Regions from separate parts of the Homo sapiens genome. Here region 1 is linked to region 2. A link is an interaction called in ENCODE POLR2A ChIA-PET data of the cell type or tissue named here. Cell type or tissue: Caco-2. All regions are shown on one strand.

Evidence for each region. Peaks named below come from ENCODE experiments on the same cell type or tissue, not always from the same donor. Only the 100,000 strongest peaks of a DNase experiment are listed, where the experiment ranks them.
Region 1: POLR2A ChIA-PET joins it to region 2 with 11 read pairs; 3 of 35 experiments call an interaction of 5 or more read pairs at or near these places.

Annotation. Positions count from the first base shown.
Region 1 is chr1:10,898,535-10,903,534 of GRCh38, reverse strand. No RefSeq gene overlaps it. Among named protein-coding and RNA genes, the nearest start is that of CIROZ, 81 kb to the left of the region's middle. In Caco-2, no CTCF peak of the experiment used is centred here; DNase peaks (open chromatin) are centred at 2,014, 2,287 and 2,654; H3K4me3 peaks cover 172 bases.
Region 2 is chr1:10,597,018-10,602,017 of GRCh38, reverse strand. It overlaps PEX14 (peroxisomal biogenesis factor 14), which reads right to left. Exons shown (of 9, transcript NM_004565.3): 4 at 2,652-2,780. Among named protein-coding and RNA genes, the nearest start is that of PEX14, 120 kb to the right of the region's middle. In Caco-2, no CTCF peak of the experiment used is centred here; DNase peaks (open chromatin) are centred at 2,277 and 2,617; H3K4me3 peaks cover 1,136 bases.

The DNA.
Region 1 (5,000 bases), 300 kb before region 2:
CCAGAGCTTCCTGTGTCCTGCTAAGGCCACTACTCATTCATTCGCTCATTCAGCAAATGCCTACTCCATACCAGACCCTGTTCTAGGCACAGAGATACACCAGTGAACAAAACACTATTTTCGGCTGGGGGCGGTGGCTCATGCCTGTAATCCCAGCACTTTGGGAGGCTGAGGTGGGAGGATCACTTGAGGCCAGGAGTTTGAGACCAGCCTGGCCAACATAGCAAAACCCTGTCTCTATTAAAAATGCAAAAATTAGCCAGGTGTGGTGGCTCACGCTTGTAATCCCAGCTATTTGGGAGGCTGAGGCGGGAAGATTGCTTGAACCTGGGAGGCAGAGGTTGCAGTGAACCGAGATCACGCTACTGCACTCCAGCCTGGGTGACAGAGTGAGATCCCGTCTCAGAAAAACAAACAAACAACAACAAAAAAACAAAAAACAAAACAAAACAAAAAGCCACTACTTTCAACAGAGGACAGAACCTCTGTCTCTTGCTCTGAACCCCCGGCCTCAGTTTCCTCACCTGTGATAAGAGGATTCACATGACCCATTTCATCTCCTGCCTAAATTGTTTCAATCTCGGAGGTGAAGGGGCACGGTGAACATAGTTCTTTTTCCCGGGAATGGGCCTGACAAGACACTCATGGATAGAATTCTTTTCTTCTGTCTGCCACTCTTCAAGGCTGTGGTTCCCAGATGGTGAGGGCAGGAACAGAGATGAAACAGAGTAAAATTTGGGAAAGTGGGAGCCACTGTGAGCCCTTGAGCCACAGTGGAGGCCTATCTGGGCTTCTGTGTTCCCAAAGTCCTGGGGAACGCGAGCTCTTTGAGAAGGGGGAGGGACAGGTGGGAGGGAGCCCAGCTGAGACCTCCAGGTAATTCCCGCACCCCAGATCCCCGTCCCCCCAGCCCGGTTGTGGGCCTGATTAGAGTTGGGATGGGAAGGAATGCATTTCCTTTGCCTTCATGGAAGCTACTGGCTGCCAGAAGGCACAGCCCAGAGCCTGAGACCTGTGGGACCCCCGTCTTCTGGACAGAAAGAGTTGCCAGGAAGAGAGAGTGCAGAGCTTGGGCAAGGTGTGGGCAGACGGCAGTCCTGGGTCCCGGGGTAGCCGCCCAGCCCCACAGACAGGATGTAGTAGGGAGAGCCAGAGCCTGCAAGGAGTCTCTTCACCTCCCACCCCTGCAATCCACTTCCCCTAAGATTGTCTCCCAGACTTCCCCCTCAGGAACCTCTCTGAGCTTTTAGATCCCTGGACCCCTCTCCAGTTCCCCTCCAGCCCACGCACTTGCGCCTACCTTCCCTTTTCCTGCAGGCCTCAATTTGCTCATCTGTCCAGTGGAGCTGCTCTAGCAGCATTCCTCCCACAGGGCTGTTGGGAGAACCTGAGGGATGGGAAGACAGGCCTGGGGAGCTGGAATTGGGGGAGAGCTCCTATTTGGGATCCTCAAGAGCCCCCGAAGGAGTCAGGTTCTGAGGCTGCTGACAGACCACTGGGGACACCCGCCATGCCCCGGTCCTCAGGCACGGAAGGGAGGGCCGGTGCCTCCTGAAGCCCTGTCACTCTGGATCCAGGGCCTGTTTTTTTCTGGAAAACAAGCGACATTCATCACGAGTGACAGCCAGGCCCTAATGCAATCTCGGCTGGAGCCATGAATTGCAAATGCGCCACAGGGAGGAGGCTGCTCCATCAGGGCCCCCAGGGAAGCCACATGCCTGGGCCCCAGGGGTGCTGGTCAGCGGTGGGGACACCTCACAGACCCGGCAGGGTCCAGGGCTCCCACAAGTCAACCTGGGCCAGACCCCACCACCTCGGGGTCCTTGGGTTCTCGGAGTGGGGTGGGGACCAGGCTCCAGCGTGGGCAGAAGCGGGAGGCGGTTCCTGGTGACTCAGAACTTGCTTTTGTCCCTCTGTGAGATTCACAGGGAAAAAACAAAGCACCGGGCAATTAACCGGAGCAAGTCGGGTGAGTGGGGAGGGACAGGCAGGCCCAGAGGCCCCCACTCTGACACCTCACCCACCTGGCAATTGGGAGGGCCCCACCCCGGGGTCAGGAGCACTCACGTGACCAGGGTGCCAGGGCCCCTGGGGGGCGGGGCCTGAGCTCTGCCCCTCACCCCAAATGGGCCCTGCCCCCTCACCCTCATCTGGCCTCCTTCCAGCTACCCACACACGTATGCCCTCTCCCTGCCGCCTCATCCTCCCATGCCTAGGGGCTCCGCTCCTTTCCAGGACCAGTGCCACTTCCACACTTGTGTGCCCGGAACTTCCGGCTCTGCACACACGTCTGTGCCGCTGCCCCCCACTCCCCAGCGTGTGCCCGGGCCTCACGTGTGTGCCCAACTTGCTGCCAGCCCAGCACTGAGTCAGGGCGTGCCTGCCCGCCTCTGGCACCCGGAGTAGACGAGTAGACGGGTGGGTTTGTTTTTCCCTGTGTGTTTTGGGTTCAGGAAAAAAAAATCCACAAACGAGCTCTCCCTAAGGCGCTTTTCCCTTCATTTTTCTGCCCAGGTGTCTCTAAAGGGAACTTCATTGTCTGTTTCAAATTCATTTGCACTTAACTCATCTAGAAGTTTTGCAAGAGCTGTTTGAAGTCCAAGGAGCCCTGAGCACCCTCTCCACCTCTCCCCACCCTTGTAATGAGCCCTTTAACCCTTAGAGACCCAGAGCTGCCTCTGGGCCTGAGTCAAAGGCTCTGCTGTCCCCTCCCCTCCTGCGCGTGGGAGCGAGCTTAGGACTGGGTAGGAGGCGGGAGTGGCATGGGGTGGGTGAGGCTCTGTCCAGCTTGCCCCCTCCTCTGGAACACACACCTACCTGGGCATCTCTCAGTGCCCCCCTCCACAGTGGCCTCAGGCTCCACTGGGTGCAGGGCCCAGCTGTTGGGGCTTTGAGCCTCCCCTACTAATTAATGGGTGCCTGCAAGGGCTGACCCAATCAGCCCCCAAATTAATCTCAATTATAGCGATTTGGTAACTGCAGCGCTAGCCAGCCTGATTGAGCCGGGATTTCATCACCTGAGAATGGTGAGCCGGAACCCAGACAGCTCAGCCTCGATGTTATTGGCAGGGGGCGGAATTGTGGGCGGGGGGAGCTGGGTGGGGCTCTGGGGCCCCGGGCAGCCCAGCCTTTATCACCACCATCAAATTATTTCATGCCAGCTAATACTCACATTGGCAGCCCGGCCTGCCATCCCCGCCACACACACCCCCGTCCCAGGTACTGGGGAAGGTGGAGGAGGCTCTGGGTGGATCTCGGGCTGCCTCTCCAGGTCCCCTGAGCTCACAGCCTGGAGGGGAGGCTGCTGAGCCCAGTGGAGCCCAGAGAGGTTAGGCTCTGGAACTCCAAAGTTGGGCAAAGGTCCACGCTCTAGACCCCGAGATCCAGCTGGGCTGCCTCCCCCAGGACTGCGAGGCCGGGAGGCAGACGTGGGCAGATGACTCTGGTGCGCTGGCAGTTCCCTGCGGTTTCCAAAGCCCTTTCCCATCCAGTAGCACTGGTTTGCTCCCTGCAACATCCCCACGGGGCAGGGCAGGGCTATTAACTCCATTTTACAGAGGGGGAGGTGGAGGCCCAGGGAAGAGGCAGGGCTTGCTCAACGTGTCAGTACAGGAGCCAGGGCTCTACCAGGCCGCAGGACTCCCAGTGCAGTGCTCTTCCCACGAGAACACATCAACTGGGAGATGTTCTCCTGCCCCCAACTTCAGCACCCCCACATCCCCATCACACACCCAGCGCCTCCTCTTCCTCCTCCTCCTCCCTGCGCTCTAACTGCCCCAACGTGTTGCCATTTGCTCATTCATTCAGGCAGCCCGACTTCTCCAAGACTCAGTTTCCTCATCTGCAAAATGGGGTGAAAATCATTACATCTGCTCCCCCACTGACCCCCCACAGGACCCTTCCTTCCTTCCTTCCTTTCTTCCTTCCTCCCTCCCTTCCTCCCTTTCTCTCTCTCTCTCTTTGAGACAGTCTTGCTCTTGTCACCCAGACCGGAGTGCAGTGATGCGATCTCAGTTCACTGCAACCTCTGCCTCCCGGATTCAGGGGATTCTCCTACCTCAGCCTCCTGAGTAGCTGTGATTACAGGCGTGTGCCATCGCGCATGGCTAATTTTTGTATTTTTAGTAGAGACAGGGTTTCACCATGTTGGCAAGTCTCATCTCAAAGTCCTGACCTCAAGTGATCCGCCCCCTCAGCCTCCCAAAGTGCTGGGATTACAGGTATGAGCCACCGCGCCCGGCCCCCTACAGGGTATTTTCTATGTCCTAAAGCCTTCTTTGAGTGTGAGGCTTCAATTATTGTTTTTACGAAGAGTCATGGTGGCAGCAGAGGGTACCAGAGACCTGGCAGCTCCTGGTCTGTTCCCCAGCCATGGGGCATGTTCATGTGGACAGAAGGAGAGCGGGAGGGCCGCCTCCCTGGGGTCAGGCAATGGCTCTCTATGGTGGAATCCAGGCAGCCGAGGCCAATTGAGGGAGGAAGTCTTTGGGACCCTTGCTCATCACCCTGGCCCACCCCCACCGCCAGTCAAGACCCCTGCATCATAACATTCCAGCTCCTGGAGGACTGTGAAGTCTTTGGTCACCTCCCCCTGAACCCACGAATGAATGAATCAGGTCATACATCCTGTGGAAGAGATGGAAGAGACACTTAACACAGCTCAAGCTACTTCCACACGCCCTCCTGCTACTTCCTTCCACCCTGGCCTCTGGGGGGCTCCTCTGTCTCCAAGGCCCTGTCTGCTGCACCCTTGGCAGTAGCCCCGGGGTAACTCCCACCACCCCGCCCTCTCAGCCCTGGGCCTGGTTGGCCAGCTGGGAAGGGGTCCAGAGGTCAGGATGGGATTCTCTCGGTAGTGCTTTGCCAGGCCCCCAGCATCACCAGTGAGCCGGGGCAGCACTCAAGAGCTGTCACCCTGCAAGGGAGCCAGGGCCCTGCGAGGCCTCCTGCCGGCCCCCACTTCCCGCAAACAGTGGCAGGATGATTGATTTTGCGGGAAG
Region 2 (5,000 bases):
GGCCAACTCTGTGATCAACCAGAACAATTTGTTCTGAGTAAGAAGTTTCCAAGTAGCCGAGAGACCTGTTCGGTATTAAGCCACTGGAGGAAACAGCTGGAACAGAACAGATGTGCATCTTAGAAAATTCTGCACCCCAGCTGCCGCTGCCTATCCTCAACAAATCCCATTACACGGCTGGGCCCAGGGACACAACTAAAGAAAAAGTGTGGAGACTCAGCCTTTGGTTAAAAAGAAGCACATAAAGTCAGCTTAGGACCCAAAGCAACTACAATGGATTGGAAAAAATGCTGGCCAGGAAGGAGAAAGGAGCCCCAAGCTGACAAGTCACAGGTGCTAACCCAGTAGCCCAAATACAGGACAAGGCTCACCACTGAAGCTCTGCAACCTGCAGTGGGTCACCCATGCAAGGCACTGACAGATTGACACACTTGAGCACACACTCCCTGGCCTCCCCCATTCAGCCTTCTGTGGACAGCCAAAGGAGGAGATCTCTAAATAAGATCCGTAACACAGACAGCAGATTCCAACCCACTGGCTGGCCCTTCAGCAAGTCCGGAGAAGAGAAGGCCTTTTTGGCTCTACTGCCAAGATCACACCTGCCTAGCTGCAGCTGAGCTGGATGAAAACAGTGCTGAGGTGAGGGAAAGAAGGCAGCTTCAGACCAGGTGCTGGGGGATCAAAACGAATCTGTCATTTTAAAATATGCCTTTTAAAATCTGATATCTAACACTTTTTTTTTTTTTTTTTTTTTTGAGACAGAGTCTTGCTCTTGTCACCCAAGCTGGAGTGCAATGGCATGATCTCAGCTCATTGCAACCTCCACCTCCTCGGTTCAAGCGATTCTCCTGCCTCAGCCTCCTGAGTAGCTGGGATTACAAGCACCCGCCACCATGCCCAGCTAATTTTTGTATTTTTATTAGAGACAGGGTTTTGCCACATTGGCCAGGCTGGTCTCCAACTCCTGACCTCAAGTGATCCGCCCGCCTTGGCCTCCCAAAGTGCTGGGATTACAGGCGTGAGCCACCGCGCCCGGCCTGTCTGTTTTTTTGAGATGGAGTTTTGCTCTTGTTGCCCAGGGTGGTCTCGAACTCCTGACCTCATGATCCACCCGCCTCGGCCTCCCAAAGTGCTGGGATTACAGGCGGGAGCCACTGCGCCCGGCCTTAAAATCTGATATCTAACAGTTTTAAATCATTTTTTGCAAAAATAAAACTTCTGAGAATAACAATTATAGAAAAGGCATTTTGAGAGATCACAGATCCAGTATTGAGTTTCTTTATTTTATTTTATTTTTTTTGAGACAGAGTCTCACTCTGTCACCTAGGCTGGAGTGCAGCGGCGTGATCTCGGCTCACTGCAACTTCCACCTCCTGGGTTTAAGTGATTCTCCTGCCTCAGCCCCCTAAGGAGCTGGGATTACAGGCGTGTGCCACCACGCCCGGCTAATTTTTTGTATTTTTAGTAGAGACACGGTTTCACCACGTTGGCCAGGCTGGTCTCGAACTCCTGACCTCAAGTGATCCGCCTGCCTTGGCCTCTCAAAGTGTTGGGATTACAGATGTGAGCCACTGCACCCTGCCTGTTTGTTTTTTTGAGGCAGAGTTTCGCTCTTGTTGCCCAGTCTGGAGTGCAGTGGCACGATCTCGGCTCACTGCAACCTCCACCTCCCGGGTTCAAGCAATTCTCCTTCCTCAGCCTCCTGAGTAGCAGGGATTACAGGCGCCTGCCACCACATCTGGCTAATTTTTTGTATTTTTAGTAGAGACAGGGTTTCATCATGTTGGCCGGGCTGGTCTCGAACTCCTGACCTCAGGTGATCCACCCGCCTCAGCCTCCCAAAGTGCAGGGATTAGAGGCGTGAGCCAACGTGCCCGGCCCAATGCTGAGTTTCATTAAAGAAACAAAATGGAGCTATTTTCCATAACTTTGTAGTCAATTTTAGCCTTTTTAAACTTTTTATAAGTGATTTCAAGGAGGGCTTCTGGCTGCATTTTGGAGGTATGCATTTATAACTTGTTTGAAGAAACTTTATTCCTATAGTAGCTTTCATTTAAGACAACGAAAGACCCCTCATGGGTCATGATCTCGTATAATTAAAAGAAACATTCAAAAAGGAACTTCATGTTTTAACCTGAAATTCCCTAACAGACCGCTACTACATAAACGTACAAAGTATAGCCAGGACAAGGGAGGGAGGGAAATGGAGGCTGACCTAAACTTACAAATATTAACTTAAAAAAATAGAAGTGGGAGACAGGTTATTGCAGTGAGCAAACAAGAATGCACCCATGAGTCAGATGGTCACGCTGTTTTTAGTGAAACAGTAACATTCAAAAGCACTGGTATGAGGAGATGGGAACAGAATCAATAAATAGTTGTACAGGTTTTCTGCATGTAACCAAAATACCTGAAACAACAATAAAATCATTTATTCTGATCCCTTGTCTCTTCTTAAACCTTTGTCACATACTTTAAAAAGTTTGTCTAGAAGACTGGGGTGTGTCACATTCCTTGGGAAAAACCCAAGAGCTTTCTGCTGCTCCCAGTTTCTCCTGGTTTGCTAAGTCTGGGAGATACAGAACACTGCCCTTTGGCCAGAGTCCTGAATCCCAATCAAGGTTAAGCAGGAGTTTGAGCGGGTGACTTACTGTATGGCTGAGATATGAGGTGAGGGGGCTGGACAGGAACCACCTGTGTGGCTGGGCCCAAGGACGAAGGCTCATCGGCAGCAGTGCCCGACTGCTGGAAGGCCATATCAATCTCTTCATCTGTCAGCCCTGGGGAGAAGAGGACATCATTGCAGGTGAGTACCTTTTGTCAGTGTCCATAGCTGCAACAGAATCTTCACTGAGCAAAGACCTTTACAGCCACAGAATGCCTCGCATCCTAGTAAGTTGCCTCCCCGATTTCAGATTCTCCGGAACCTCTCTCAGTTGCAATTTAACCTTAAGCGACAGAATATTAGCCTCAACACTGCTTCCAAATGTGGCTCATTCAATTTCCTTAATTTATCCTTGAGTTTATTGCTGCTTTTGAAGTCGCTCGGTACTGCAATTCTCCATTCTTCCCCCGAAAACAGATACCATCAACTGCAAATGTGGCTCATTTTAATCTGTAATGGTGTTAAAAAAAAAAGAGGGGAAAAAACTAACAATAATGCACGAAAACAGACAGGGAAACAAAAAACTAATTATTGGGTGAGACGACTAATTAGTCTAGATCGTTTCTGAAGACGGGAATAATTTGCTTTATTTTATGACAAATGCAGAAATAAAAAGAAAAATCAGGACTGACTGTGATTAGTATGAATGGGATATAGAATGTAAAGAAGAAAATAAAACAAGAAAACAGATCAAAACAAGGCCAGGCCCAAACTTTCAGATGATTATTATTCTAGCCTATCACACGCTGCCTGTATCGCCTTTGGCTAGTTTTTCTTTTCCCTTCTTGAAATCCTCCCGACACTCTAAACCACACCATACATGGGACATCAGGAAGTGGCAGGGCGCCATCTGCAGTGGCTATGCCATGTGGAGAGGATTTGCCCACAGAAGAATAAAAGGCAAATGAAAACCCATGAAGGCCGCATTTCCAGTGGGGACACAGCTGGGATATTTCCACCGGGTCTGAGCCAATTTGGGACACTGACTCTTGGGAGGAGGAAGAGAGCCCCATCCAACCCAAAGAACAGAATGAAATGTGGCGCTCAAGTATGAAAGGAGCGGTCACACGGGGCCAGCTCAGGAAGTAGCTGTGTGTACAAAGGCACTCCAGCTGCTGAGAGTGGGAAAAGCAGGTGGGAGGTCACTGTTAGTCTGCAAAAGACCACTCGGCCAGCCCTTGCTGTTCCAGGAATCCCAACATCCAAGCGAGCCGCAACACAGAGCTTTTAAACTACAGCCGAGAGCTTTTCCACATCTGGTCGGCAGCTCTCCATTAGAGGCCCACAGCATGGTATATTTGCCCCTGGGGGTAGATGAAGTACAAGGAGGTTCTGAGGATCAGCATCTTCAAAAGGATGGTGCCTCATACTCCATGCCTAGGGGCTAATAGATGGTGCACATTAATGCTTTAAAGCACAGCTCCGCCCTGCACCATACTGGCATATGAGTTGACTGCAGCCACCCCTCAAACTTTTCATGCCCTACCACAGCTAGTCAAAGGAAAATGCCCGAACTTTTCTAAACAGCCCTGGACTCTTTTTTCCCTTCTCTGTGCTGAGGAGTTGAGGACTATCCCCATTTAAAACTGCAGCTGTTCCCCTCTTTACCCTCTTCACACAGTGGAGCTGGCCAAGGGCAGGCACAGCCTCACCACTGGGAAGTCTGAAGAGCCACCGGGTTGCCCTGATAGCACCATGCTCTCAACAGATTGGTGGGCTGGATGAAAATGCTTCCAGGGTTCACAGCGCATCACGTACCACCTTCCAAAGACAAAAGCTGAAGGTCAGTAGAGTGGAGCTAGAGAGGGGGTGCTTGCTGCAAAGGGACTGCTTTACCCATAATTTCACCTTCCAAGAAGAACAGGGACAGGACCAACAGGCAAGCCAGGCAACAACAGAGAATACCCCCGCCCTGAGTTTGTGCCTCTCAGGTTCCAGCCTGTGTAGTGACTGCCGATCGCTCCGACTAAACAGGAAGGGGAACCCCTTTCGGAGCCCTGGTGGGAAAGACATTGTTTTAACCAGTTCATAATCAGCCATTAGAGAAGAAAGCAGCATCTGCGATGTCAGCACAGGCTGATGGTCACTGGTACACTACGGAATTTTATAAACCTGGTGGTTCGTGTGCCTTGTCAGCCGCTGGCTGCAAATGAAGATAATTTTCCCAAAAGGAGCATTCAGTTGCATTCTCATTTTCCCTTTTGGCTCTTTCAAATATAAACAAGTACAATAATGTTTAACACTGGGGAAATATACAGTAAGTTACAGACTGTGCTGTGGCCCTGAGGGCCGGAGCTGGTTAAAGGGACAGGACGCCCTGCCCGCAGTTCTGCCC